Linked DNA regions of Homo sapiens: region 2 is linked to region 1. The links are chromatin loops, found by intact Hi-C in ENCODE. Cell type or tissue: heart right ventricle. All regions are shown on one strand. Links, peaks and the distances in the headings refer to the core of each region. The heading gives the core; the rest is flanking DNA. Region 1 overlaps PARN (poly(A)-specific ribonuclease). Region 2 overlaps PARN (poly(A)-specific ribonuclease).

Region 1 (12,187 bases), core at 3,571-7,570:
TTTAATTTTATTTTTGTAGAGATGGGGGTCTCGCTATGCTGCCCACGCTGGTCTTGAATTCCTGGCCTCAAGTGATCCTCCCACCTCGGTCTCCAAAAGTGCTGGAATTACAAGCATGAACCACCACACCCAACTGTGCAAATTATTTAGAAGAAAAAAAAAACGCTGCTCTGTTCATGAAGTTTCACTTCACTAAACATTTAACTTTCCCATTTTAATATACTTAGTTAAAAAAAAAAGCACTGTCCAAATTAAATGGACTAATTGTTAAGTAAGGCAATCCCGAGTCATAATCTTGCTTTCTAATCCCAAACCTAGAACTTATTTGTGCAGCTCTAAGCAAGAGATCTAACCACTCTAACCACTCTGGACTATAAACTGGGAATGGCAATATTTAGCATACAGAATTCTTGTGAGAATGACAGACCAAAATATCAGTCTAATGTGGAGGGCAACACAACAGTATGTCCTCAAACTATCATTGCAACAATTATTGTCACCAAGTATAGTTCACCCACTTCCACCTGCCAGTGACATGCATTAAGGTAAAAAAGAGCAGTGAAATAGCAGAAAAAAAGCAGAGGAGAAGAAAAAGCAACCACCTCCCATAGACCTTCCACGTTTTTTAAATAAAACAAAACAAAACAAAACAGAAATCAACCTACTAAATTCAAATATACACATACTCAAGTAACTGGAAAACAGAAATTTTACCAAGATAACTGACAGCTAGCATATCTTAAAAATCTATTATAAATACTTATAGAAAATGATGAAATCAGAATTCTGAGTGAAAATGAAATATATAGAGAAGATACATGCTTCTAAAATTCATTTCATGCATAAACTGGAAAACATAAATGAAGAAATGACTAATGAATGCCCAAGAGTCCCATTAACTTAAGCATACTATTCATATCAACCACAAAATCACAGCCCAATTTTGAGTGAAAAAAGCTTTTTCTTTAGTAATATTTTCCTGTTATCCCTTCCAGACCACACACTTAAATGCACAGATGCAATAAGAAAATAAAAATTTACTTACAGTCTGGTCCTTCCAAGTTTAGATAGGGGATATCCATGACCCTCATAAGAAATAACCTACAAGAAGAAAAGACAAACAAGTAATGGGCAATTTCCTTTAAAAGACAGGCATTTTGCATTTTTAAGGTTGAATTAGAAAAAAAAAATTTTAATAGGCATTTATTATATCTTTTGTAGAAGATCCTTGATATCACTCTATTTGTAAAATTATTTCTATTATTTATTTTTTTTTAGATGGAGTTTCACTCTGCCGCCCAGGCTGGCATGCAGTGGTGTGATCTTGGCTCACTGCAACCTCTACCTCCCCAGTTAAGTGGTTCTTCTGCCTCAGCCTCCTGAGTAGCTCTAATTTTTGTATTTTTAGTACAAACGGGGTTTCACCATGTTGGCCAGGCTGGTCTTGAACTCCTGGCCTCAAGTGATCTACCTGCCTCTGCCTCCCAAAGTGCTGGCATTACAGGCGTGAGCCACCACATCTGGCTTTATAATTATTATTATTACTATTATTATTATTATTATCATTTTGAGACGGAGTCTTATTCTGTCGCCAGGCTGGAGTGCAGCGGCACAATCTCGGCTCACTGCAACCTCTGCCTCCCAGGTTCCAGCGATTCACCCGCCTCAGCCTCCCGAGTTGCTGGGACTACAGGCGTATGCCACCAAGCCCAGCTAATTTTTTGTATTTTTAGTACAGATGGGGTTTCCCGATGTTGACCAGGCTAGTCTCTAACTCCTGACCTCAAGTGATCCACCTGCCTCAGCCTCCCAAAGTGTTGCAATTACAGGCGTGAGCCACTGCACCAGCCATGTAAAATCATTTCTAAAGCTCTGAAATTCATTTCAGAGATTTTTCTCCTGGGCCAAATATTTATCACAAATAGAAAAAACAAACAAGCAACAAACTGGCATCCTCAACAGTTCCTGGCACTCAGTAGCTGCTCAATAAATATTAGCTAAATGAACAAAATTAATCATCAAAGAGTCAAGGGAAAGTCCTCCACAGAGCTGTCGTGTTAGTCCAAGTAAACAGAAAGAAAATAAATATTACCCATCTTACCAATCTATGAACAAGTGTTCCTAAAAATTCTAAGTGTAACCCTTACAATGGGCATTTGTGAGCTGAGAATGACAACACAGGTTTCTTTTTTTTTAATGAAATGCAAAGTCACTGGATAAATGCTAATCTCTCTGGGAGTCTGAAATAAGTGACTGTCTCAAAAGCCCACATCATTATTATCATTTAAAACACACTAAAAGCACCAAACAAAACAATCCTTGGTAAAGAAAACTATCACACTAATATAAATCATAGCAGTCATTTTATGTTTATCTTCCAAAATGGGTACAAAGGCACTTATAAAAGAGTGCTTGTAAATTACAACTCTCTGTCATGCCATTCAATTTTCTTTTATTTGCAAGATTATGGACAAAATATCATGCATTCTGTTGTGTGTAAGATTATTTTAATGAGTTTTACTTAGATAACAATATATTATGCATTTCTGGTAGAGACAACATTATACAGCAAATTAAAAAGGCAATCTATCTGCCCAAGAAGCAATTAGTTTGGCTTCACGGACCCACAGTTAAGGAACATTATTACCAGGCATTCAAAAGCCAAGCAGGGCCAGGCGCGGTGGCTCACACCTGTAATCCCAGCACTTTGGGAGGCTGAGGGTGGATCACCTGAGGTCAGAAGTTCAAGACCAGCCTGGCCAACATGGTGAAATCCCGTCTCTACTAAAAATACAAAAATTCGCTGGGCATGGTAGCAGGCACCTGTAATCCCAGCTACTCGGGAGGCTAAGGCAGGAGAATCGCTTGAACCATGGAGGCGGAGGTTGCAGTGAACCGAGATAGCAACACTGCACTCTAGCCTGGGCGACAAGAGCAAAACTCTGCCTCAAAAAAAAAAAAAAAAAAAAGCCAAGCAGGGCAAAAGCTAGTTTACAAATGGAACCATCAGCATGAACAATACTGTTCTGTTAATGTCAGAAAAAACGAAGTCATAGTACTCTGTGGTTTGAGAATTTGTTGTCTGGCCTACAATTTAATAAACCAAATTCTATGGCTAAGAAACCAAATTTATTTTTAGTTCACTAATTTAGGCTCAAGTGTACTATTCTGGTTTTGTAAGCTGTTTTAACCAATTTAATCAATACTCCCTGCAATGCCAGAAGACAAGAAGATACATAAAGCACCTAGCATGGTGGGTTCTCAGTGAGGGCAGCTATCATGTTTTCTTAAATATTATTTTCCAGCATAAACGATACACACTGGAACTATCATTATTTTCGCCTACCAGAACCTAATAATAACAAAAGTTATTCCTAGGTTAGTGAGCTAGTTAGTTAGATAAGTTAACTAACCTAGGAATAACTCTTGTTATTGTTAGTCATGCTTCATATAATTTTCAGTTCTCCGTTTAGTAAATTTAGAAATAGTCTCCAATTCTAAACACCAAATTTTTTAAAAAATTAATTTTAAAAGTTAATGAAGGCTGGGCACACTGGCTCACGCCTGTAATCCCAGCACTTTACGAGACCAAGGCAGGCAGATCACCTGAGGTCAGGAGTTTGAGACCAGCCTGGCCAACACGGTGAAACCCTGTCTCTACTAAAAATACAAAAAATTAGTGAGTTTGAGACCAGCCTGGCCAACACGGTGAAACCCTGTCTCTACTAAAAATACAAAAAATTAGTGGGTATGGTGGCGAGCACCTGTAATCCCAGCTACTTGGGAGGCCGAGACAGGAGAATCACTTGAACCCAGGAGGCAGAAGTTGCAGTGAGTCGAGATTGCGCCATTGGACTCCAGCCTGGCAACAGAGCGAGACTCTGTCTCAAAAAAAAAAAAGTTAATGAAACGTATCAAGCACCATAAAAATAACTGAGAAGAACAAAAGTTGAATCAACAAAATGTTCACTGCTATACCATCAAATATGCCAATAATCAAAATCAACCTCAAGATTTGATAATACATGGAGGTCAGTAAATTATAGTTCAAAATTTCAATATAATATTAAGCAACCAAAATAACTACGAAAATGTCAAAACATGGATAACTTATAATTCTAAGTTTTAAAAAGGCACAAAATTTTATACTATGATTTTACCTTTATAAAATATTTATATCATTAAGCCAAGAATAAAAAATACCCTCCCCTCTCCCACCAACAGCTTTGGGAAACTTTGAGCTTTGTTTCTCAAAATTCCTTTTACGATCATTTTTTAAACTTTAAAGGCTACCAGAACTGAGAAGCCCAGGGAAAATAACTAGAGACTTTCTTAGAAAAAGCCAACCGAAAATGCCATCTGAATTAATCTTTCGTATACTGTGCACTACCTCACCTGGCTGGGAGGGAGAAAAATATAAATATAAAAATATAAATATAAAACCACAAACTCGAATTTGCAATTCTTGTATTTCTGTTTACAATTCTGTTATATTGCTAAAGTCATGGGACCTCAACAACAAATTTAGGAAACTCAGTGTTGTAAAAATACCAGGAAGGATTATACTAACAAAGAAAAAGAAGGCTCTCCCAATTTCTCTTACCATTTAGATGTTGTTGTTTTTTTTTTATTTCTTTATTTTATTTTTTTCCATTTAGATGTTTTGAAAAAATTTTTTTGAAAAATATTTTTTGTCAATATATAAGCTATGTGTTCTCTAATATTTCACCTGAATTTTCAATATTATCTCTGATTAAAGTAAGCAAAAATTTATTCTCAGCTAAAACACTCAAAAGATTTGTTTTTTTTTTTTAATTTTTATGAGTATACAGTAGATGTATATATTTGTAGGGTACGTGAGATGTTTGGATAGAGGCATGCAATGTGAAATAAGCACATCATGGAGAATGCAGTGTCCATCCCCTCAAGCATTTATCCTTTCAGTTACAAACAATCCAACGACACTCTATTTAAAAATGTGCAATTAAGTTATTACCAAATATAGTCACCCTGTTGTGCTATCAAATAGGTCTTATTCATTCTATTTTTTGTACCCATAAAAGCTATTTTTTAATGTAGTCAATCCTACACTATCTTGTTTGTTTACTCCACATTACCTTACACAGAAACCCCTTTCAAATGAATTATTAATAGCACTTCTCACTCTTTCCCTATACCTTCACCTTCACATCTGGGGTTTAGAGGGAACTGAATAGCTCCAAAACCCGGAAGAACACGAAAACCAACTCTGTGTGACTTGGCAGACTGCGGCTCTGGAGAGCGCCACGCAATTGTGAAACTGACTCTAAAACTGTGGCTGAGTGTCTGCGGAACTGAACCAAAGTAAACTCTCCCAACGGCCTCCCACCGTCCTTATGCCATGCTGTTTGGAAGCCACTGCTCTGGTAACATCTCTGCCCTTCTGAAGTAAAATTAAAACATTTCAATATAGGCATGCCTCATCCCAGCTGGCTGTCAAATGGCCTGCACTGACTCCCTGGAATGATTTGATAAAATACTTCACATATGCCTCATCCAACTTGACAGTTTTCATCCTAGCATATGAGGAAATGCACTAGGCAAGCAGAAATGCTGATAAAGACATGAAAGGATGTTCCATCACTGTGAACTGTATTGAAGAACAATCTCTCCCAGAAGGACTTTCATCTGCAGATATCAAAAAGACACTCAGACTAACACTTGCACGAAACGTTCTTTCTATTTTAGCAAAGATCCGAGAGGGTGTAACACGGTAAAGACCCTCAAGACTGCGTGCGGGTATCTTGCCACATTTCTGAAAGCTTTCTGATGAAATATTATTTCCCCACTTATTCTCTAAAGGACTGACATTAACTTTATCAAACACTAAAATTAAAATTCCCATTAAATACAATGGCTAATTTTACAAAAGAATTCTATCCTAAGAAACAGTGTAACTCAAGTTCACATTCTAGATGTCATAGAGCAAGTTTTAACCTTTGTGGAATCTGTCATTTTTTAAATGTTGTATGAGTATATCACTGGCAGTGCTTGTTATCCTGGCTTTCAAACAAGTCTGGAAAGACTCCAGGGTAAAGCACAGCATACCAGGATCTTTTGCTCAATACACTGGGTCACTTCCACTCAGTCTCTTCACAGGCTACACAGCATACGCTACACAATACCTTTAGCTCCAAAGAGCCACCACCTCATCTCCATTACCCATGTGCTGGGTGGCACTCACAAAAAGCCACCCTCCAAACTTTTTTGTGAAACAGGCGGTATAGGCCGGGCGCGGTGGCTCACGCCTATAATCCCAGCAATCTGGGAGGCCGAGGCAGGTAGATCACCTGAGGTCAAGAGTTCCAGACCAGCCTAGCCAATGTGGTGAAACCTCGTCTCTATTTAAAAATACAAAAATTAGCTGGGTATGGTGGCGGGTGCCTGTAATCCCAGCTACTTAGGAGGCTGAGGCAGGAGAATCGCTTGAACCCAGGAGGCGAAGGCTGCAGTGAGCCGAGATTGCACTGCTGCACTCCAGCCTAAGTGATAAGAGCAAAACTCCGTCTCAAAAAAAAAAAAAAAAAAGAAAAGGGCGGGATGACACTGTGTCCCAGGCTGCCTAAGAAGGCTCATTAGTTACTGAAGAATTTCATTTCAGATATATAACTCTAGAATATAGAACCTTGAACCGTTAGCAAAATGTGCTTCCCCGCCAACTGGATCAGCATCACCTGGGAACTTGTTAGAGATGCAAATTCCCAAGCGCCATCCAAGACTCCTGACTCAGAAACTCTGGACTGAGAATCACCGAGTTAACAGGAAAACAGTATATTCAATGTGGTGTTGTTAATTACCACTAAAGATGATGCAGCAATCAGCTGGATAATGACTTGTGCCAACTTCTCCAAAAGATATTAGTCTTAATGATTTGTTTATATTAAATCATTCTGTGGCTCATCCCTGTTAATCCCACTGCTTCGGGAGGCAGAAGTGGGAGAATTACTTGAGGCCTGGAGTTTGAGATCAGTCTGAGCAACATGGTGAGACTCCTGTCTTTACAAAAAGTAAATTAGCCGGGCAAGGTGGCTCGTGCCTGTAGTCCCAGCTACTCAGGAGGCTAAGGCAGCAGGATTGTTTGACTCCATGAATTTGAGGCTGCAATGAGCTATAACATGCCACTGCACTCCAGTCTGGGCAACAGAGAAAGACCCTGTCTACACAATAAATAAACAATTAAATGAACAAACCATAAATAAAATACGTAGAAAAACACAAAACTGGCCAGCCACAGTGGCTTACGCCTGTAATCCCAGCACTCTGGGAGGCTGAGGCAGGTGGATCACTGGAGGTCAAGAGTTCCAGACTGGCCTTGCCAATATGGCAAAACCCCATCTCTACTAAAAATACAAAAATTAGCCAGGGGTGGTGGCGCACGCCTGTAATCCCAGCTACTCGGGAGGCTGAGGCAGGAGAATCGCTTAAACCTGGGAGGCAGAGGTTGCACCATTACACTCCAGCCTGGGGAACAGAGTGAGACTCCATCGCAAAAAAAGAAAAGAAAAGTACAAAACTTTGACACATAAAATTTTAAAAAAGAAAAAAACTGCCAAGCATAGTGGCTCATGCCCGTAATCCCAGCACCTGGGGAGGCCAAGGCAGGCAGATCAGAGTTTGAAACCAGCCTGGGCAACATGACTGCTACAAAGAAATACAGAAAATTAGCCAGGTGTGGTGGCACATGCCTGTAGTCCGAGCTACTTGGGAGGCTAAGGCAGGAGGAGCCCCTGAGCCTGAGAGGTGGAGGTTGCAGTGAGCCTGGGGGTCAGAGCGGGACTCTGTCTCGAAAAAAAAAAAAAAAAAAACTATGAATAAAAAAAAGAAAAACATAAAACTATTAAATACCAAGGACTACCTCAAAATCCAGAAGGCAGTAACATAAGCCTTCTACCACTCCTTGAAACCAGGAGGCCAAACTGTAGCATGCAACTAGGTTCTCTGCAAGAGATAAATTGGGTGAAATTACTGCTGACAGCTACCACTCTTGTTTTTAAGTAGATTTAAAAAAAAAAAAAAAATTACTCAAACTACTCTCTTGGCAACTCATTAGCAAAAGTCTAACCTGTTTCTGTGAATTGGCCACAAATTAAGCTTTAGCCACTAATGCAGCACTAAAGATTAGCAAACACTTGAGGGAGTAACACACACAATACAAAAGAATCAGACACCTCTAACATTAGCAAAATCCTCCACCCTTACCACAAAGCTTCAGACACAGATTATGTTAAGTACAAGCACAGATCAAAGGTTATTCTATGATGACACAATGGCTTGCCTTGGACTGTGGCTTATCTAAGCCATTCCCTAGTAGTCCGGTGAATATTAAGTGGGTTGCAAAACAATGCTGCTATTAACCCATTTCACGCAGCTATGCTCAAGAAAACGAAGTATGATATTCAAAAATGCATGCAAGCAGTCCTAAAGGTGATTCAGGAATACTTTGGATGGAGACTCAAACCTCTGAGAACTGAAAAGATCATTATAGTTCTTTCAAATTCTACATTACCAAATCTATCTACAAAATCACAGATTTGATTCACAAAGGAAAGGAAATACTTAGTTTTGCTCCTGAGGCAGCAGGCTTTCCAGTCCTAAAACTGATGGCAGAGGAGGAGCGTGAATCAGACAGGCGGCCACTTTAAGAAGCAGTTAGCAAAAAATGGTCACGCCTAGTGTTGGAGCCAGTGCAGTGCAAGGCAAGCATGTACTGACAAGAGCTCCAGCCACGAAGGAAGGTTGTGAGTGTACCATGACAGATCTGGCTGGCAGGCCACTGAAGGCTGTCTACATGATGCTGACCACGAGTTTTAATGTGTTTGAAAATTCCTTTGTGTGTGTGTGTGTGTGTGTGTGTGTGTGTGTGTGTGTGTGTGTGTATATAATTCTTTTAAGTTCTGGGATACATGTGCAGGACACGCAGGTTAAATATGTATCTTTTAAATTGAGACAGGGTCTATGTTGCCCAAGCAAGACTCAAACTCAGTCTCAAGTGATCCTCCCACCTCAGCCTCATAAATGGCTGGAATGACAGGTGCACACCACCGCACCTGGCTTTTTTTTTTTTTTTAGTTATACAATTATATAACTAGTATAATCTCAATCAGCAAATGAGGAACACTGATCTCAATTAGTAAATGAAATAGACACAGAACACAAACTAGCAGGAAATTCTCTAAGAGGACAGCTTTTTTTCTTCTGGGCTGAGGAATTATGAGTGGGATTTTTGTGTTTTAAAAAGAAAAAAAAATTAAGGACAAAAATTCCTAACTAAAGTAACATTTATCATGGCCTGTTCAGCCTCAGTTGATCCTCTCCTGTCTGGAAGTTATCGGTCCCCCTGTACTGAGAATGGGAGGCAGATTCTTCCAAGTTTAGCCACTTGCCCTTGGCCACCATGGAGGCCGACCCTAAGCTTCCCACTACCCGCCCTACACACGCAGGCCCTGTTCTCTCTCTCCCACGTGGCTTTTAACCTGAGCTGTCTCCATAGCCTCCCTGTGAAATGGTAAGCCTAGAGTACCAGCGGGAGCAGCTAGGGACAAGGGTTTTCATCCTAAACCACTAGTCAAAGCCCTTGTGTATATAAGAGAAGCAAGTGTAAGCAAGTGCTCAGGATACAACATCCCAGAAACATTTTTTTATAATACTCAAAGGGCTGATTAACTTATAGCTTCACGTGATGGCGTGGAGCCCTGATACAAAAAATGAGGTTGCTGTCTGAGGAAGAGCTTTGGGTAGAGCGAATTTTCAAGGCAACAGGAACAACACGCAGTGAAGAGAGCCATGTGGCCGGAGATCAAAAGGACAACCTTCCCACGACTGTAGTGCAAAGCAAGCTGCTACCTGGGCATGGGGCTTGCCAGGCACACCTGCTCCCACACACCGTGATCACCATCAGGAAAACGAGTGAATCAGCATCTCAGGGTGAGGCGAGGCCTCAGAGGTGTAGGGACACAGAGGTTTAGTTTGCATAATGACACACACACAGGCCTGGATGATCTAGACAGACTTCTAATGTCATGACATGTGTTAATAAAGAAGAACAGAGTTTATTCTGGTCTCTCTTCCTAGCAAAAGGAAAAACCTCAAGCCCCCAAACTCTTTATCCTTCCTCCTAAGAACTCAGTATTTTCACTCCCCGAGTGAAAAATTTGCATTCGTGTCCATCTGCTTTCTGCTTCTCTCAAGACTACACTTCCGATTTCTCAAAAAAGAGATTTCCAAGTAAAATTGTACCCCTCTCCTACCACTACAGACTGGGATACAGAAATGTTGAATACAATCTCATCTCAACCCAATTTGAGCACAGAATTAATCTGCGGCTCACCCCAAGTCCCAAGCCTTCTAAAGAGAAATTGAAACCTTAACCGACCAGCAGCTCTACTGTACTTGCAAACGGTCTTGGTATTTCCTTCAGGGCAGAGCAGTAAAAGCACTTCATAAGAACCCTGTATGCAAGGCTCATCATTATACATATTTATGTGCTATAAAAAACTAATTTTATCATCCAGGGTAGGAAGCATGCAGACATCTCTCACAAAATAAGCTCATTTATTTTGCTCACTAAGGCTCCTGTGTAAAATAAGGGTAACCACTGGCTAGATGGGAGTGACTGTGGCATCAGTTATTTTAATTTCACTCAGGTGGGGGGAATACAGTTTTCAATCTAGCCACTTGCTGTTTTGACAAATAGAGCGTTACTCAACATTTGTCCTGAAGCCAACTCATATCCTTTCTTAAATACATACACTAGAAACAAAGGCAAAAAAAAAAAAACAAAGGAAGAAAAAAACAAAACCAGCAGCTCATTTCAACAGTCTCCAAATGAAGCATATCAAATTACATCAACTAAAAACATTAAATTAAACATTATACAAAGGCAATGCCTGCAGGGCCTGTAAAACAACATACTGTAAAGTGTCAGAGGAAACAAGCCCCACACAATCCAACAGTCTAAGTCAACATCTTTTACAGTCTGTGCTCAGGCCAAACATTGAGAGAAACGGAAATCTTCTTTCAAAGACACTAACACTGTCTCTTAAAAAGATATGCCACCAACTACAGCATTGTCCCTTATAGACACTGTGTGCTATGGAAGAAGAATCCCTTCTTAGTGGAGCACAGGCTTGATTATCCCTGACTCTGCCACTCCTGGGGCCCTAGGCAGATGTCTCGGCTTTAAAATGGGCACATTTTCCCCTATCTATGAGGGCTGCCTTTAGAAAAAACAGTCAATGCAGGTGACATACTGTGCATAGTGGAAGGTGTTCAATCGATAAGCTATTTGATAGGTAGCCCAAATTTCTTAGAGTATACTGCTAATCCTTGAACACTGCAAATTAAATGCTAAATAGTCTTGGAAATAACTATTACCCACTTGCTCCAAGCCAGGACCAATGCAAGGCTGGAAATAGCTAAGAATGCTGACTTTACTACTAACCTGCCTACAGTGGGCTGAATGGTGGCCTCCAAAAAGATATGTCCACTTTCTACTCCCTGGAACCTCTGAGTGCTACCTTAGTTGGAAAAGGAATCTTAGTAGATGTTATTATATTAACATCTACTAAAATGATAATATCTGGGATTGATGATATTATCTGGGATTATACAAGTGGGGCCTCACTGCCATCATATGTGTCCTCATAAGAGAGAGGCAGAGACAGAGAGGACACACACACAGAGGAGGAGGAGGCAATGTGACCATGGGGACAGAGACTGGAGTGATGTGGCCCTAAGCAGAGGGATGCCAAGGAACGCCTGCAGCCACTGGAAGCCAGAGGAGACAAGGACAGATTCTTCCCCAGAGCCTCTGGAGGGAGCTCAGCAATGCTGATGACTTGATTTGAAACTTCTGGCCTCCAGAACCATGAGAGATGTATTCACCTAAAACACTTGGTATTTTAAGCCACCAAGCTTGCAGTAACTTGTCACAGCAGCCACAGAACACTAATCCAATACCCTACAGAACACTAATCCAATACCCTACTACAGAGGAGGCAAGTTGCTTAAATATACATCCAAGGGTTGACTGATTTCCTTTTACCTCAACAAGTTATTTTAAATTATAATAATAAACAAGCTATTAAGCCAGAGAGAAATGTACTTTAAAGTAACTAGAGCAAACACAAGACTAGAACAGCTCAGCACG
Region 2 (12,187 bases), core at 1,401-5,400, 55 kb after region 1:
CAATATGAGCTCACTGCAACCTCTGCCTCCCAGGTTCAAGCAATTCTTCTGTCTCAGCCTCCCGAGTAGCTGGAATTACAAGCGTGCACCATCACACCAGGCTAATTTTTGTATTTTCGGTAGAGACAGGGTTTCGCTATGTTGGCCAGGCTGGTTTCGAACTCCAGACCTCACCGCCTGCCTCAGCCTTCCAAAGTGCTGGGATTACAGGCGGGAGCCACGGCCACCGCGCACGGCCAGCAAACTCTTTCTTAAAGGGCTCGATGGCAAATGTTTTAGGCTTGTGGGCAATGGGGGTCTCTGTCGCAATACTCAACCCTGCTGTTGTGGCACAAAAGCAGCCATACACAAAATGTACATGTACGGGCATAGCTGTAGTCCAACAAATCTTATTTACAAAACAAGGAGCCAGCAGTGGGCTCTTGTTTGTAACCCTGGTGTAGAGATGGCAGGGTAGAAGGAGACAGTGATTTTCTAGACATAAGACGTAACACTTACTGATATCCTGGAGATGAAGGATAAAGGGAAAGGCAAAATCAAGAGTAACACCTTGCGGCCGGGCATGGTGGCTCACGCCTATAATCCAACCACTTTGAGAGGCCGAGGCGGGCGGATCACAAGTTCAAAAGATGGAGACCAGCCTGGCCAACATGGTGAAACCCCGTCTCTACTAAAAATACAAAAATTAGCTGGGCATGGTGGTGTGTGCCTGTAGTCCCAGCTACTTGGGAGGCTAAGGCAGGAGAATCACTTGAACACAGGAGGCAGAGGTTACAGTGAGCCGAGATCGTGCCACCGCACTTCAGCCTGGCGACGGTGTGACACTGTCTCAAAAAAAAATAAAAATAAAAATAAAAAAAACACCTTGCTATTTGGTTCAAGCGATTGGGAAGATGGTAGGGCCACTAACTGATGTGAAGACAATGAGGGGAAAAATAGGTATCGGGGTCCAAGGAGTGAAAATCAAAAGCTACCTTTTGGACATACTATTTTTTTTTCTTTTTTTTCTTTTTAGAACGAAGTCTTGCTCTGTCACCCAGGCTGGAGTGCAATGGCACGATCTCGGCTCACTGCAACCGCCACCTCTCGGGTTCAGGCAATTCTCCCGCCTCAGCCTCCCAAGTTGCTGGGATTACAGGCGCCCGCCACCATACCCAGCTAATTTTTGTATTTTAGTAGAGACAAGGTTTCAACATGTTGGCCAGGCTGATCTTGAACTCCTGACCTCAGGTCATCTGCCCATCTCAGCCTCTAAAAGTGCTGAGATTACAGGCGTGAGCCACCGCGCCCTACCACGGACATGTTAAATCATCTAAGGGAATACACAAATTAAAAGCTGCAGTTACAAGCCTATAGCTCAAGAGAAAGGTGTTGAGATATACATTTAGTTATCATTGGGACACGGGTGGTATTAAAATCCATGGGGACGGGGCGCGGTGGCTCACGCCTGTAATCCCAGAACTTTGGGAGGCCAAGGCGGGCAGATCACCTGAGGTCGTGAGTTCAAGACCAGCCTGACCAACATGGAGAAACCCTGTCTCTACTAAAAATACAAAATTAGCCGGGCGTGGTGGCACATGCCTGTAATCCCAGCTACTCTGGAGGCTGAGGCAGGAGAATCGCTTGAACCTGGGAGGCAGAGGTTGCGGTGAGTCAAGATTGCACCATTCCACTCCAGCCTGGGCAACAAGGGTGAAACTCCATCTCAAAAAAAAAAAAAAAACAAAACACCATGGGAGGCCGGGCGCCTGGCTCATGCCTATAATCCCAGCACTTTGGGAGGCTGAGGAGGGCGCATCACTTAAGATCAAGAGTTTAAGACCAGCCTGTCCAATATGGTAAAACCCTCTCTCTACCAAAAAGTACAAAAATTTGCCACGCGTGGTGCCACGCGCCTATAGTCCCAGGTACTCAGGAGGCTGAGGTGGGATAATCACGTGAATCTGGGAGGTAGAGGTTGCAGTGAGCCAAGATCACGCCACTGCACTCCAGCCTGGACGACAGGGTGAGACAGTCTCAAAACAACAATAACAACAAAGCCATGGGACACTAAGGAATTTGTAGAAAGAACAATGAACGTAGAAAACCACCATCAGTCAACGATAATTGCTTAAAGCAAGAACTATCAATAGATGCTAAAACTAACTGGCAAAAAAAGTGGTCCACGTTAACATCACCAGTATTGGGACAAATGACATCACGTGCCTCCTGGTATGATACACGGAGAAGAATACACATAGAGGAGAAGCGGGAAGGCAACAGATAGTGAAAAAGCAATGGAAGTCAACAGATTGCTGAAATAGGTACCAGAGCAAGTGAATCAGAAGCATGAGTAGTACTCTCAAAAAAAGAAACATTAAAAACACTAAAAACAATAAATGAGACCATGCGTAACAGGTCACTCCTATAATCCCAGAGCTTTAGGGGGTGGCGGCAGGAATACCAGGAGTTTGAGACCAGCCTGGACAATATAGTGAGACCCTGCCTCTATAAAAAACATAAAAATTAGCTGGACATGATGGTGTGCACCTATGGTTCCAGCTACACGGAAGGCTGAGGTGGGAGAATCACTTGGGCCCAGGAGGTCAAGGCTGCAGTGAGTCATGAATGTGCCAGTGCACTCCAGCCTGGTGACAAAGCAACATCTTGTCTCAAAAATGGGAAAAAAAAAAAAGAGTAAATGAGAGGTGCAGTTTTTGACCCTAAGACCCATGACGCTGCCATTGGTATAGAGGACTAAAGAGAGATAGAAAGATGCTGACCACCTGGTCAAGAAACAGACCAGAGCATTTGCTGGTTATCCTTGAGGATACTAAAGTCACCCAGAGAGGGGCAGGAGTGGAGAGAATTATAACACACCAAAGCCAAGGCTAAGATGCACGCTGTGCCTACAGGAGTCAGCACAGAGGGGCAGCAGAGCTGGTGACAGCCTGAAAATGGTGGCTCCCGTACAAAAGAAAATTCAGGGGCCAGGCACGGTGATCACACCTGTAATCCCAGCTCTTTGGGAGGCCAAGGCAGGTGGACCATCTGAGGTCGGGAGTTGGAGACCAGCCTGGCCGACATGGAGAAACTGTCTCTACTAAAAATACAAAATTAGCTGGGTGTGGTGGCACATGCCTGTAATCCCAGCTACTTGGGAGGGTGAGGCAGGAGAATCACTTGAACCCAGGAGGCAGAGGTGGTGGTGAGCTGAGATCGCACCATTGCACTCCAGCATGGGAAAGAAGAGCGAAACTGTCTCAAAAAAAAAAAAAAAAAAAAAAAAAAAAAAAAGAAAAGAAAAGAAAATTCAGGTGTCTGAAGGTGGTGTGGGGAAACAAGGAGGACACCTAGCACAGCCTGGCCAGAGGAAGACAAGAGTGAGAGGGAAAACCACCGGGGATGGAGAAGGCTACAGGGGGAAACTAACAAGGAGTCACCTGGTTTCCCTCCAGACAAGGAAATCAAAAGGAACTTGAGAGAAGACTGCCGTAAAGAAAGGGCCTGACATTTACAGAGCCTGAATGGAAAGCCTTGAAAATGGAGAGAGATGAGGGTCTAAGTCAGATTTAGAGCATATCAACAACGGCATGGGATGAGGCTTGGTAGTATGGATGACCTGGGAGTCCTGACTATCGTGACTAAAATATTCCAGGGCATGACTATAAAACAGAAGAAGGAGGCACATTCCAATCTGGCTGTTTCTCTTCTTTTATGGGAAAAAAAAAAAAAAACAAGTTAGAACTATGCATCCATATGAGTACCAGATAAAGTGGTTCCTTCAAGAGATGCTGCCACTAGTCCAATATAGTGCTCTAAATGCATTTGGAACTTATATTTTATAATGGCTTTCAGAGTCAAGTATGAGACGAATAAAAAAAATTCTTTATAATACCCAAACTGTATTGCTCTGCTGGTTCAGTCACTATGTGAAGCAGTTTTGGCTCAAAACAAGTTTGTTTTTATTACCTCCGAAGATCAAAATCAGTAAAAATTAAGATGCAGCATCACTGAAACAATTAAAAAACAATATGGGCCAGGCCCGGTGGCTCATGCCTGTAATCCCAGCACTTTAAGAGGCAAAGGTAAGTGAATCACTTGAGGTCAGGAGTTCAAGACCAGCCCAGCCAACATAGTGAAACCCCATCGCTACTAAAAATACAAAAATTAGGTGTGCGTGGTGGCATGTGCCTGTGGTCTCAGCTACTCGGGAGGCTGAGGCACGAGTATCACTTGAACCTGTTAGGTGGAGGCTGCGGTGAGTCGAGATCATACCATTGCACTCCAGCCTGGGCGACACAGTGAGATTCTGTCTCAAAAAAAAAAAAAAAACACCACCAATATGGCATGGGTACTAAACACCTTGCAAAGAGGTTCTGCTGAGAATAGGAGAATTCATTTGAAGTCCATGTACTTTTTTTTGAGAAAAGTTCAGTTATTTTTGTTGGGATAAACCTCCTTCCCTCTTTCATTCATTAATTCTACATTCACCATGGGGGAAAAAAAACAAAATTTATGTAAATAATTAAATTAAAATATTGACCTTGTACATACTTAATACCACTGCAAAAAGCACAGTCTTTCCAAACACTTTTAGAGAAACAAATGGAGAGGAAGGAAAACCAATCTGAAATGTTCTAATGTCCAGTAGTCATGCACCCATTTATGCATCAAATATTTGGTGGTCACCTCCCTGATGTAGAAGAGAAATCATGCTATGCAAGGGGATGTGAAAAGAACAAGACACAATCCCTTCCTCAGGTGCTCCCCAGGCCATCACTCTAGCAAGTTAGCCATTATCAATCGTGCAGTCTCTGCACTTTTCTTCTCCCATAAGAAACTAAGAAACTGTCTCCAACTACTAAAAAAGCAACAGGTAGGCAGGGTGTGGTGTCTCATGCCTGTAATCCCAGCAGGCTGGGAGGCCAAGGCAGGTGGATTGTTCGAGGACAGGAGTTTGGGACCAGCCTGGGCAATGGCGAAATCCCATTTCTACAAAAAATTCGAAAATCAGCCAGGCATGCTGGTGCACAGCTGTAGTTCCAGCTACTTGGGAGGGTGAGGTGGGAGGATCATTTGAGCCCAGGAGGTCAAGGCTCCGGTGAGCTATGATTGCACCACTGCACTCACCCTGGGTGACAGAGTGGGACCCTGTCTCAAAAAAAAAATTAAAAATAATTCCTGCCAGCAGAGGGGTTATAAAAAATAAACATAAAAAATAAAATAAACATAAACATGCACTAGCTGGAAAAGAGGGTTTTCATTACAGCATCAGTGGAATACAGGACATTTCTAAACTACATACCTCTTGTTACACTGGAAGAAAACAAGGAAGCACTCCCCACAGGTGGTGAGTTAGGCCACTATATCACGCCAGTGGTAGAATAAACTGCACTCGATAAAAACAGGAGTTTGAAAGGCCTTATCAGAGTTAAATGAAGTAGTATCTATTCTGTTTAGCTCATGGCTGATTATGTTTTTTGTTTTTTTTTAAAAAAAAAAAAAAAAGATCACAGTAGGCCAGGCGTGGTGGCTCACACTTGTAATCCCAGCATTTTTGGAGGCCAAGGTGGGCAGATCACGAGGTCAGGAGATCGAGACCATCCTGGCTAACACGGTGAAACCCTGTCTCTACTAAAAATACAAAAAATTAGCCAGGCGTGGTGGCGGGCACCTGTAGTCCCAGCTACTCGGGAGGCTGAGGTAGGAGAATGGTGTGAAACTGGGAGGCAGAGCTTGCAGTGAGCCGAGATCACACCACTGCACTCCAGCCTGGGCAACAGAGCGAGACTCTTCTCAAAAAAAAAAAAAAAAAAAAAATCACAGTAAGCAAGTTTTTAAAAATTCTAAGGCTGCATATGTGTACTGGCTGCACATGTATGCTGGAACTCTAAGACTGTGTCTCAGCAGGCACAAAATAATAATTCTCAACCAAGTTCAGACTTACTTCCCAAGGATATTTTGAAGGTTTATAAGCTCTAAAGATAGGTTACCCATAATCTTACCATTTCGAAAAACTTTATTAAAATCAAATCCCTGGCTTGCTAGAAAGTCAATGCTGGAGCTCTGAAACAGAGTAAACAGAACACATGTTTTGGGGATGTTAGCGGCAGGAATATAAAGAGATGCAGAGAAGTAACTCAAACAAGAAAACAAAGACAATATGGGAAGGAAGCGATGTGCCAGAGGTCACAATACAAGGAATTTCTACTCCACAAACAATCCATTAACTTGCTTAAAACATTTGGGCTCTTCTCCTTTATAGCTTACAAAACAAACATCCTTTGTTTCACAATTTTTTTTTTATAGACAGGGTCTCACTATGTTGCCCAGGCTGGTCTCAAACTTCCGGACTCAAGCAATCCTCCTGCCTCGGCCTCCCAAAGTGCTGGGATTACAGATGTGAGTCACCACATCCAGCCTACTTCATAATATTTTTTAAAAATCTACTGGGTAGACCGGCACAGTGGCTCATGCCTGTAATCCCAGCACTTTGGGAGGCAGAGGTGGGCACATCACTTGAGGTCAGAAGTTCGAGACCGGCAGGTCAGAACTTTGAGAACAGCCTGGTCAACATGGTGAAACCCTGTCTCTACTAAAAATACAAAAATTAGCCGGGTGTGCCAGGCGCGGTGGCTGACACCTGTAATCCCAGCACTTTGGGAGGCCAAGGCGGGTAGATCACGAGGTCGGGAGATCAAGACCATCCTGGCTAACATGGTCAAACTCCGTCTCTACTAAAAATAAAAATAAATTAGCCAGGCGAGGCAGCATGTGCCTCTAGTCCCAGCTGCTGGGGAGGCTGAGGCAGGAGAATGGCGTGAACCCGAGAGGTGGAGCTTGCAGTGAGCCGAGATCATGCCACTGCCACTGCACTCCAGCCTGGGTGACAGAGCAAGACTCTGTCTCAAAAAAAAAAAAAAAAAATTAGCCAGGTGTGGTGGTGTGTACCTGCAATCCCAGTTACTCAGGAGGCTGAGGCAGGAAAATTTCTTGAGTTTGGGAGGTGGAGGTTGCAGTGAGCCGAGAGAGCCACTGCACTCCAGCCCAGGCGAGAGAGCAAGACTGTCTCAAAAAAAAAAAAAAAAAATATTCCACTGGGCGAACGGATTATTCTCCCAATAGGCAGAAAGCTCCTGATCGCTTGACTGTTGCAGTACTGACTAGGAAACTATAAATAGAACTAGTATGTATTTTATTACCCTGTCCCAGGTTCAAGTTTAACACAGGCACATGCACAGGTTATAAGACACTGACATCCACCTCAAATTAGATAATGAAAGCCCAAAATCTTAATTAAATGTTCTCAATGTTGAAGATCAAAAGAGAAACCAGGCACGGTGGCTCGCACCTGTAATCCTAGCACTTAGGGAGGCCAAATGAGGAAGATCGCTTGAGCCCAGGAGTTAAAGACCAGCTTGGGCAAAACAGTGAGATCCTATCTCCACAAAAAATTTAAAAATTAGCCAGGCATGGTAGCACATGCCTGCAGTCCCAGCTACCCAGGGGCTGAGGTAGGAGGATCACTTAAGTATGGAAGGTGAGGAGGTTGAGGCTGTAGTGGGCTACCATCATGCCACTGCACTCCAGCCTGAGTGACAAAGTGAGACCTTGCCTCAAAACAAAAAAGATCAAAAGGAAAGTTCCCAATAATAAGCCTTACGAAACAAATATATCTCGAACCTAGCATGAGCCAAAATATGTTCCCAGATTTAAATAAAAACATTAGACTGGGCTGGACATGGTGGCTCACACCTGTAATCCCAGCACTTCCGGAGGCTGAGGTGGTTGCATCGCTGGAGCCCAGGAGTTTGTGTGACCAGCCTGGGCAACATGGCAAGACCCCATTTCAATTAAAAATAATAATAATAAAATTATTTTAAAATAAGTATATATTAGGCTGGGTGCAGTGGCTCACACCTGTAATCCCAGCACTTTAGGAGATGGTGGGAGGATCGCTTGAGCCCAAGACTTCGAGACCAGCCTGAGTAACATAGGGAGACCCATCTCTACAAAAAATTTAAAAATTAGCCAGGTGTGGTGGTTCCCATCTGTAGTCCCAACTATCCCACAGGCTGAGGTGGGAGAATCAGAAAATCATTTCAGCCCAGGAGTTCAAGTCTGCAGTGAGCTGTGATCACACCGCTGGACTCCAGCGTGGGTGACAGAACAAGTCTCTGCCTCTTAAAAAAAAAACAAAAAACAGGTTGAGTGTGATGGCTCATGCCTGTAATCCCAGCACTTTCGGAGGCTGAGGCAGGCGGATCAAGAGGTCAGGAGTTCGAGACCCGCCTGACCAACATGGTGAAACCCCGTCTCTACTAAAAATACAAAAATTAGCCAGGCGTGGTGGTGCACGCCTGTAATCCCAGCTACTCAGCAGGCTGAGGCAGGAGAATGGTGTGAACCCAGGAGGCAGAGGTTGCCATGAGCCGAGATCATGCCACTGCACTCCAGCCTGGGTGACAGAGCAAGACTCTGTCTCAAAAAAAAAAAAAAAAAAAAAACACTGGCCGGGCACAGTGGCTCATGCCTGTAATCCCAGCACTTTGGGAGGCCCAGGCGGGCAGATTACAAGGTCAGGAGATCGAGACCACCCTGGCTAACATGGTGAAACCCCGTCTCTACTAAAAATACAAAAAATTAGCCAGGCGCGGTAGTGGGCACCTGTAGTCCCAGCTACTCGGGAGGCTGAGGCAGGAGAATGGTGTGAACCAGGGAGGCGGAGCTTGCAGTGAGCTGAGTTTGTGCCACTGCACTCCAGCCTGGGCGACAGAGCGAGACTCCATCTCAAAAACAAAAAACAAAAAACACTGTATTAAGTGAACAATACTATAGATGAAACACAAGCACGGCAAAATTATGGAGTTCATACTCAAATGAACTTAAGAAATAAGCATTACTGTAGCTACTCTAATTTTATTCTTGGCCAAGTCAGAACATCAGCAGGCTACACATCTGAATCATTTTCATCTGGTCCCTTTCCTGCACTGTACTTTGACATTATGCCATCAGTCTAGATTGAAGGACATGGTAACAAACAGTTCCATTAAACTTATCACAGTACTGACTTCAGAGATGTGATTGAAGATCAGGTTTTCTACAGTAATCATTTACTTATAATTCAAGGGTAAATGTTCTGAGGTCTCTATTCTGGGGAAAGCTATACTAATCCTGAGTTCTGGATTGTCCTAATCCTATGGACCACGGAATGACTGTGTTTCCCTCTTTTCTTTGCTACTAGGAAGCTCAGGGACAAACAAATTACACTTTCTTTGGCACAAATTCTGTGTTCTATTCATACCATAGTGATTGTATCATTTTTCTTTTCTTTCAAATTTTCATTTACTAATTTTTTAATCTTATGTTAAAAGGTAAATACCGTATATATCTTTAATAACCAAAACAAATCGTTTTGAAATGGTGAGATATAAAAAGACAATCTGAACACAGAAAAACACACAAACAAATAGAAGCACATGCAAATCACTTCCATCGTGTCCAGGCTTTTATACTTTACAACAAGCAATCTTTCCCTACCCCCACTTCTTTTTTAATCCTGTCCTGAACCAAGAACCAAGACTCAATGTATTTTGATTGGTCTGTGGGCTTCTGTCTACCATGGCTGGAGTGTTCTTATAACTCTGCCCACCTAAACATTCCATCTCTGACAAAGGCACTGAAACACAAACTGTGGAAGGCATTTTTGTCCTTCTAGTACTAGACACCAAAACATCCTACTTTCCTTTATCCCACTGAATTCAAAGTCAGAGTCATCTATGCCTTTCCTGAAGCTGCTTATTTTCTAATCAAAACAACACTCTTTGGGTTGTACAATAGTGTCAATGTACTTAATGCCACTGAGCTATACATTTAAATACGGTTAGAATAGTAAAATTTATGTTACATATATTTTACCACAATTTTTAAGAAAACCTCTGAACTTGGCCAGACACGGTGGCTCACGCCTGTAATCCGAGCACTTTGGGAGGCGAGGCAGGCAGATCACGAGGTCAAGAGATCAAGACTATCCTGGCTAATACGGTGAAAACCCTGTCTCTACTAAAAATACAAAAAATTAGCTGGGCATGGTGGCAGCGCCTGTAGTCCCAGCTACTTGGGAGGCTGAGGCAGGAGAATGGCGTGAACACGGGAGGCAGAGCTTGCAGTGAGCCAAGATCGTGCCACTGCACTCCAGCCTGGGCGACAGGGGCTTCGTCTCAAAAAAAAAAAAAAAAACCTTTGAACTAACAAAACCTTTTGGAGTTTACTAGCCACTACCTTTGATTTGTCATAAATGTAACATGTTCAAGATTGAAGAGATGAGGCTGGGAGCAGTGTCTCACGCCTGTAATTCCAGCACTTTGGGAGGCCAAGGCGGGTGGATCACTTGAGGTCAGGAATTCGTGACCAGACTGGCCAACATGGTGAAACTCTGTCCCTACTAAAAATACAAAAATTAGCCAGGCATGGTGGCACGCATCTGTAGACCCAACTACTTGGGAGGCTGAGGCAGAAGAATCACTTGAACTCGGGAGGTGGAGGTTACAGTGAGCCAAGATAGTGCCACTGCACTCCAGCCTGGGTGACAGAGTGAGACTCCGTCTCAAAAAAAATAAAAAGATTCAAGACATGAGAACAGATATTTGGGAGGACAATTTGAGACATCCATCAAAACTTTAAATGCATATATCCTATGTCTCAACAACTCTCCTTCTAGGAAATCTACAATACAAAAAAATTCTTACACATACAAAAAGATATACTGAACACAGATGTTGACTATAGAATTGCTGATAACCACTGGAAAGCCTCCAAATTTCAATTAACTGATCAAACAAATTATACGTATCCATACTACGAAATAAAAGACATTCTGCTGAGTGGCAAGTGCGAGTTGCATAAAATGTGAAATTAGGATTCCATATATATATATTTGAGACGGAGTCTCGCTCTGTCACCCAGGCTGGAGCGCAGTGGCGCGATCTTGGCTCAGTGCAAGCTCTGCCTCTCGGGTTCACACCATTCTCCTGCCTCAGCCTCCCGAGTAGCTGGGACTACAGGCGCCCGCCCCCACGCCTGGCTAATTTTTTTTGTATTTTTAGTAGAGACGGGGTTTCACCGTGTTAGCCAGGATGGTCTTAATCTCCTGACCTCGTGATCCGCCCGACTTGGCCTCCCAAAGTGCTGGGATTACAGGAGTGAGTCACCACACCCGGCCCATTTTTTACAATGTAAGCCTGGCGCAGTGGTACGTGCTTGTAATCCCAGCACTTTGGGAAGCCAAAGTGGGCAGATCGCTTGAGCCCAGGAGTTCAAGACGAGCCAAGGCAACATGGTAAAACCTTGGCTCTACAAAAAATACAAAAATTAGCTGGGCATGGTGGCATGTGCCTGTAGTTCCAGCTACTGAGGAGGCTAAGGCAGGAGGATCACTTGAGCTGGTGAGGTCAAGGCTGCAGTGAGCCATGACAACATCACTGCACTCTAGCCTTGGTGACAGAGACTCTGTCTCCAAAAAAAAAAAAAAGCTAATATGTATGTGTGTCTAGGCATATGTCTATATGTATACATGTACATAAAAGCTAGGAAAAAAGGAGTAAAATGGGAAGGAAGTGGCATGGGAAAAGGATATAAGAAGGGAAACACAGCCAGGCACCATGGCTAATACCTGTAATCCCAGCACTTTGGGAGGCCGAGGTGGGCAGATCACGAGGTCAAGAGATCGAGACCATCCTGGCCAACATGGTGAAACCCCGTCTCTACTAAAAATACAAAAATTAGCTGGGCGTGTTAGCACATGTTTGTAGTCCCAGCCACTCCAGAGGCTCAGGCAGGAGGATCGCTTGAACCCAGGAGGTGGAGGTCGTGGTGAGCCAAGATCGCACCACTGCACTCCAGCCTGGAAACAGAGCAAAACCCCATCTCAAAAACAAAAAAAAAGAAAAGAAAAAAAAAAGAAACACATCTGGCCAGGCGCGATGGCTCACGTCTATAATCCCAGCACACTGGAAGGCCAAGGCGGGTGGATCACCTGAGGTCAGGAGTTTGAGACCAGCCTGACCAATATGGTGAAACGCTGTCCCCATTAAAAATACAAAAATTAGCAGGGCGTGGTGGCAGGTGCCTGTAGTCCCAGATACTCAGGAGGCTGAGACAAGAGAATTGCTTGAACCCAGGAGGCAGAGGTTGCAGTGAGCCGAAA

The links. Hi-C counts contacts between places; a loop is a spot of excess contacts. Peaks named below come from ENCODE experiments on the same cell type or tissue, not always from the same donor. Only the 100,000 strongest peaks of a DNase experiment are listed, where the experiment ranks them.
Region 2: a loop joins it to region 1, with 7 times the contacts of the local background. A loop is called at or near these places in 6 of 110 quality-filtered maps.

What each region holds. Positions count from the first base shown.
Region 1 is chr16:14,554,609-14,566,795 of GRCh38, forward strand. It overlaps PARN (poly(A)-specific ribonuclease), which reads right to left. Exons shown (of 24, transcript NM_002582.4): 19 at 1,046-1,101. Among named protein-coding and RNA genes, the nearest start is that of PARN, 70 kb to the right of the region's middle. In heart right ventricle, for the core only: no CTCF peak of the experiment used is centred there; a DNase peak (open chromatin) is centred at 5,333; H3K27ac peaks cover 1,415 bases.
Region 2 is chr16:14,611,603-14,623,789 of GRCh38, forward strand. It overlaps PARN (poly(A)-specific ribonuclease), which reads right to left. Exons shown (of 24, transcript NM_002582.4): 6 at 5,988-6,048. Among named protein-coding and RNA genes, the nearest start is that of PARN, 13 kb to the right of the region's middle. In heart right ventricle, for the core only: no CTCF peak of the experiment used is centred there; no DNase peak of the experiment used is centred there.